2 separate regions of the Homo sapiens genome follow, and region 2 is linked to region 1. Evidence: chromatin loops called from intact Hi-C (ENCODE). Cell type or tissue: CD4-positive, alpha-beta T cell. All regions are shown on one strand.

Evidence for each region. Peaks named below come from ENCODE experiments on the same cell type or tissue, not always from the same donor. Only the 100,000 strongest peaks of a DNase experiment are listed, where the experiment ranks them.
Region 2: a loop joins it to region 1, with 3 times the contacts of the local background. A loop is called at or near these places in 3 of 110 quality-filtered maps.

Annotation. Positions count from the first base shown.
Region 1 is chr11:120,171,397-120,173,896 of GRCh38, reverse strand. It overlaps LOC107984399 (a long non-coding RNA gene), which reads right to left. Exons shown (of 2, transcript NR_159965.1): 2 at 2,216-2,500. Among named protein-coding and RNA genes, the nearest start is that of TRIM29, 35 kb to the right of the region's middle. In CD4-positive, alpha-beta T cell, a CTCF peak has its summit at 1,473; a DNase peak (open chromatin) is centred at 1,476; H3K27me3 peaks cover 1,069 bases.
Region 2 is chr11:120,684,024-120,686,523 of GRCh38, reverse strand. The region is part of intron 3 of GRIK4 (glutamate ionotropic receptor kainate type subunit 4); the gene reads right to left. Among named protein-coding and RNA genes, the nearest start is that of GRIK4, 170 kb to the right of the region's middle. In CD4-positive, alpha-beta T cell, a CTCF peak has its summit at 1,391 (motif pointing right); a DNase peak (open chromatin) is centred at 1,433; H3K27me3 peaks cover 150 bases.

The DNA.
Region 1 (2,500 bases):
TGATGATGGCGAGTGGTCATGAAAATGTACTGGCTCAAGTGTGAGGAGTCTAAGTTTCAAGTCCAGCCCTGAGGTCAGTTAGCTGTGTAGCCCTAGGCTTCTGTTGAAGTGTTTGGATAGGATGGTCACCAAGCCCCTCACCATTGAGGGTGTGATCTGATGACTGTTCAAGTCCTGCAGTTGGCTTGGAGACAAATGGGACATGACCATTCTCAATTGGCTGGCTGTTGAGGATTCGTTGAGCCAGATGTTGGGTTGCCCATCATATGATGGCTCCAGGCAGTACCACCGTCCTGATGTGGCTCCTGTCTAGGCAGCAGAGGGTCTCTGTTTCCTTTGAGTGCTGGAGCATGCTCTCAGATGCCTCTGGGGGCAGTTTCTGTGGAGGGTATTGTACTGCAGGCAGGGAGACACAGCAGAGGCTGGAGCAGATGGGATTGGCCCAGGCTGCTAGGGACGAGGACCCCCCATGCAACCCCTTTCAGAAGCACTGTGGGGGGAACCCCTCTACCCCATTAACGCCCCTATAATTTATGCCATCTGCCCCCATAAAACCAACCCATCTCCAGCGTCTGGTTCTCCAGATGGCCTTGGGGGCCTAATCAAAGCCAGGCCCCTCGCTGGCCTCTTCCTCTCATACTGGTCTCTTTATAGCCTTCAGCCATCCCGGCTCCAGGCCCCCTTAACTCCTTCATCCCCAGATTCCTCCTCCTCCCGAGGATCTCTGTTCTGTGCCCTTTCAACGCCCTGGACTAGGTTCACACAGAGGAGGCCACCCCAAAGTCAAGTGTGATTTCTTGGGAGAATCGCTAGATTGGGATCAGGATCCTATGGCCACCGCTGACTTACTGAGTGGCTTTGGGACAGTCATTTGACCTAGCCCCCGTTTCCCTATTTTTGGCAAGCAACATTTCAATGAAGAGCTTGCAAGATGTTTTTTACCTACATGGTCTCATTGAAACTTCCAAAAGGAGGTAATTACTCCCCTTCTAACAACTGTCACACGGGGACATTCACGGCAGCATGGGCTGCGGAGAAGAGGAAGTAATACAGAGGTCCGCAGTTACCAAGCCAGACTGGGGAGGGGCCCCACGCAGGTGGCACGAGCCCCTCTCTCCAGGCAGGTCAAGGTCCCCCATGGGAGGGCGTGGGATCTCCCCACAGCTCTGTTGCCGTGACTTCTGGAGACTGAGGCTCTGGCTGTGACTCTTGACACAGGACAGTGTGGGGGAACTTGGGGGAGGCAGAGAAGAGGCCACGTGGAAAGCAGCACTTCTGTTCCACGCCACTCCGCTGAACCCCACAAGGCAGGGGGTGCAGGTCAGTGACAGCCCTCATGCTTCCCAGAGGAATCAGAGCCTGTCCCCGCTGAAGACAAGACAGGCGCAAACAGGCCACACAGGAGCAGGAGGGCTGCAGCCAGTCCCACAGGAGGAAGGGCTGCGCCAAAGGTAGCCCAGGCATCGGGTGGCTGGTTGAGTAGTGGCGTGGAGACACCCTGTGGTGAGATCAAGGAATCACAGTTTGGTTCCCTCCGAAAGGGGATGCGACAAAAAACCCAGAATCAGCGTTGAGTTTCCACCTGTGCTGGATAGATACTTTCCAGAGACCTCCTTTCCCCATCCCGGTGCTCTGGGAGGGTGACGTGCCAATGCCCAGACTCTGCCACCATCCACCTTCTAGCTCTCCCACTTGCCAGCTGTGTGATGGTGGCAACTTACATAACCTCTTGGAACCTCAGTTTTCTTGCCTGTGAGATGGGCTACTTCGTGGGGTTGTTGCACGGATGGGGGCAAGTGCTTGCCCAAGGGCCTGGTATGTAATAAGAGCGAAACAAAGTTGGCCACTGCTGGAGAGGCTACATCTTGTCCAGTGTCACATAGTTAGTAAGGGACTGGTGCAGCAGGGATTGAATCTAGGTTTCTGCAACTCTGCCTCATGGGAAGCAGGGAAGTTGACTGTTGAGTGTCCCCACTCAAAGGCCACGTTTATTTCTGAGATGGAGAAGGTACAGTTAGAGCTCACCTCAGGTGGGGCAAGAGAGAGATGACTGGCCACATCTGACTTTCTGGCAAGCCCAGCTCCAGTCAATGAGAGAGCAGAATCTCCCACAGGTGGGAAGAGGTGTTGGTGCTGCCTCTCCTGCTTCCTTCTCTGTCCCTTCCCCTACCTTCCCCCAGGACCAAGCACCTGGAATAGAGATGGACTCTCTCCCTTCCATTTTACTGAATTTATTTTATAAAGACGGGGTCTGCTGTGTTGTCCAGGCTGGTCTTGAACTCCTGGGCTCAACTGATCCTCCCGCCTCAGCCTCCCGAGTAGCTGGGACTACAGAAACACACCATCATGCCCTGCTAATTAAAAACAAAAACAAAAACAAACAAACAAACAAAAACCAAAGTGTTTTTTGTTTTTTTGTAGAGATGGGGGTCTCATCATGTTACTCAGGCTGGTCTTGAATTCCTGGCCTCATGTGATCCTCCCGTCTCAGCCTCCCAAA
Region 2 (2,500 bases), 510 kb before region 1:
GGCACTGTGTGAGGCCCCCTGGGGAATACAACTATTGTAAGGCCATGAGCCTGGCCTAAAAGGAACTTTCAGTTTTTAGGAAAGATACCGTGTGCTTAAATAATTATAATACAAGGTAGACAGTGATTTAGGTACTATAAGTGGCACAGTTAAAGAAGTACAGGTATTTGTGTGAAAGCTGATTTGGAATTGGGTTGATAATAGACTTCACGGTTGAGGCAGCAACAGAGTTTGGCCTTGAAAGACAGAAAAATGGATATTCTAAGCAGAGGGCAGGGTATGAGTAAAGTCACACTTTAAAAATGCAGGATAGGTATGAAGAATTGGGTTCAGATTGATGGATGTATCATGCTTTTTTTTAAGAAACTAACATTTATTATGCGCTTACGATGTGCCACATAGTTTACATACATTATCCCATTTGGTGTCCAAAATAATCCCTTGAATCACATGTAATTAATCCCACTTTAAAGGTATACTGAGACTCAAAAGTAAATTAATTTACCCAACATCCCTCAGCTGAAATCTACAGCCTAAGTAGATCAACACATGTTGAACTCTGCGCACAGCTGGAGTTGGAGAGAGGTAGCGCTGCAGATGATTTGGAAGTTGTTTACTTCCAGGGAGGGCACAAGATTGCCCAGAAAGGGTGAGGGAGGCACAAAGGGCTTAGGGCAGAAGAATCATCAGCAAAAGAGACAAGAAAGGAGTTGTTAGCAATAAGAGAAGGACTGAGAAAGACGACCATAGCCTAATGGAAACCAAGATCAAGAGAGAGCTTCAAAAAGCTTCAGAACTGCAACTGCTGCAAAAGTGAAGGGGGATGAGATGAGGAAGACCAAGAAAATGCCATTGGGTTGGTGGTCTTCAAAAAAATGAGTTTGATAGGGAAAAGAATGCCTAGGTCCAGGTGTGTGCATGGAGAAAAAGCCGGCCTGCCCCAGGGACATGGGGCACAGCAACAGAACAGCCTAAAGCAGAGCTTTGAACACTTGTCTGATGGCATCATCTGGGGGTACCTATTAAAAATATTAACTTCCAAGTCCCATCCTAGTCCCACCAATCAGAATCTCTGGCAGGTGAGGGGTACGGGCGGACCCAGGAGGTATCCCAGAAGAGCCCTACATGACAAGGGTTAGACCCATGTTTCTCAAACTTTAATGAACATGAGAATCACCTGGGGATTTGATGAAAATGCAGACACTGATTTAGTACCTCTGGGATAGGACTGGAGATTTTGGATTTTCACACTCTCTTAGGTGATGTCAATGCTGCTGGTCTGAGGGTCATATTTTTAACGACAATGAACTAGACTAAAGCTCACTTGTCCTCCAGAGAGGGAGGTGTCAACACCTGGTTCCTCTTGGCACCTTTCCTTTCCAGTACCTGAAGACTAAGCTCCAAGCTCCTTTCCACACTCACCGACAGATGGCAGCAGATCTAAATGTCATCTTCCACAGAAGTACTGACTCAGAGGTTCCCTTCCATTCCATCTGACTTCCTTCACAGCTTAAAAAGCACCTTTATGGCCAGGTGTGGTGGCTCATGCCTGTAATCCCAGCACTTTGGGAGGCTGAGGCAGGCGGATCACGAGGTCAGGAGATCGAGACCACAGTGAAACCCCGTCTCTACTAAAAATACAAAAAATTAGCCGGGCGCGGTGGCGGGCGCCTGTAGTCCCAGCTACTCGGAGGCTGAGGCAGGATAATGGCGTGAAGCCGGGAGGCGGAGCTTGCAGTGAGCTGAGATCGCGCCACTGCACTCCAGCCTGGGCGACAGAGCGAGACTCCGTCTCCAAAAAAAAAAAGCATCTTTATTTACTCCTCCAAGATGAATCACCGTGTCAGGTAAGCACAGAAAAGCTTTCCTTGACTACTCTGGTAAAGAAAGGGTGAATTCTCCTGCACCTAGGCTCTTTACCATATATTTAGAGTCTGCATCATTCATTGAACACTTAAATATGTTTTGCCTTGCTAAAGTAACTAAACGGTCTTGCACTGTCATTCACTTTTCATGTGTGTTCGTATTGTCTCCACAAACTCTTAGAGGTTAGGGATCAAATAATGTCAATTTTCTTCTTAACCCTGACTTACAATGGCTTGGCCATACTATGAATAACTGAATGGGCCAACCGACCATCAATTAAATCAAATTCATATTCCATTTGTTTCGCTTTGATTTCTTTCCTTTTTTATTTCTTAGAAACTGGCTCTTGCTCTGTCACCCAGATGGGAGTGCAGTAGTGAGATCTCAGTTCACTGCAGCCTCAATCTCCCAGGCTCAAGTGATTCTCCTGCCTCAGCCTCCCAAATAGCTGGAACTACAAGCATGCACCATTACGCCCAACTAATTTTATTTTTTTGTAGAGCCAGGGTCTCCCTATGTTGCCCAGGCTGGTCTCGAACTCCTGGCCTCAAGCAATCCTCCCACCTCAGCCTCCCAAAGTGTTGGGATTACAGGTGTGAGCCATTACACCCAGCCTCACTTTGCTTTCTTCCCA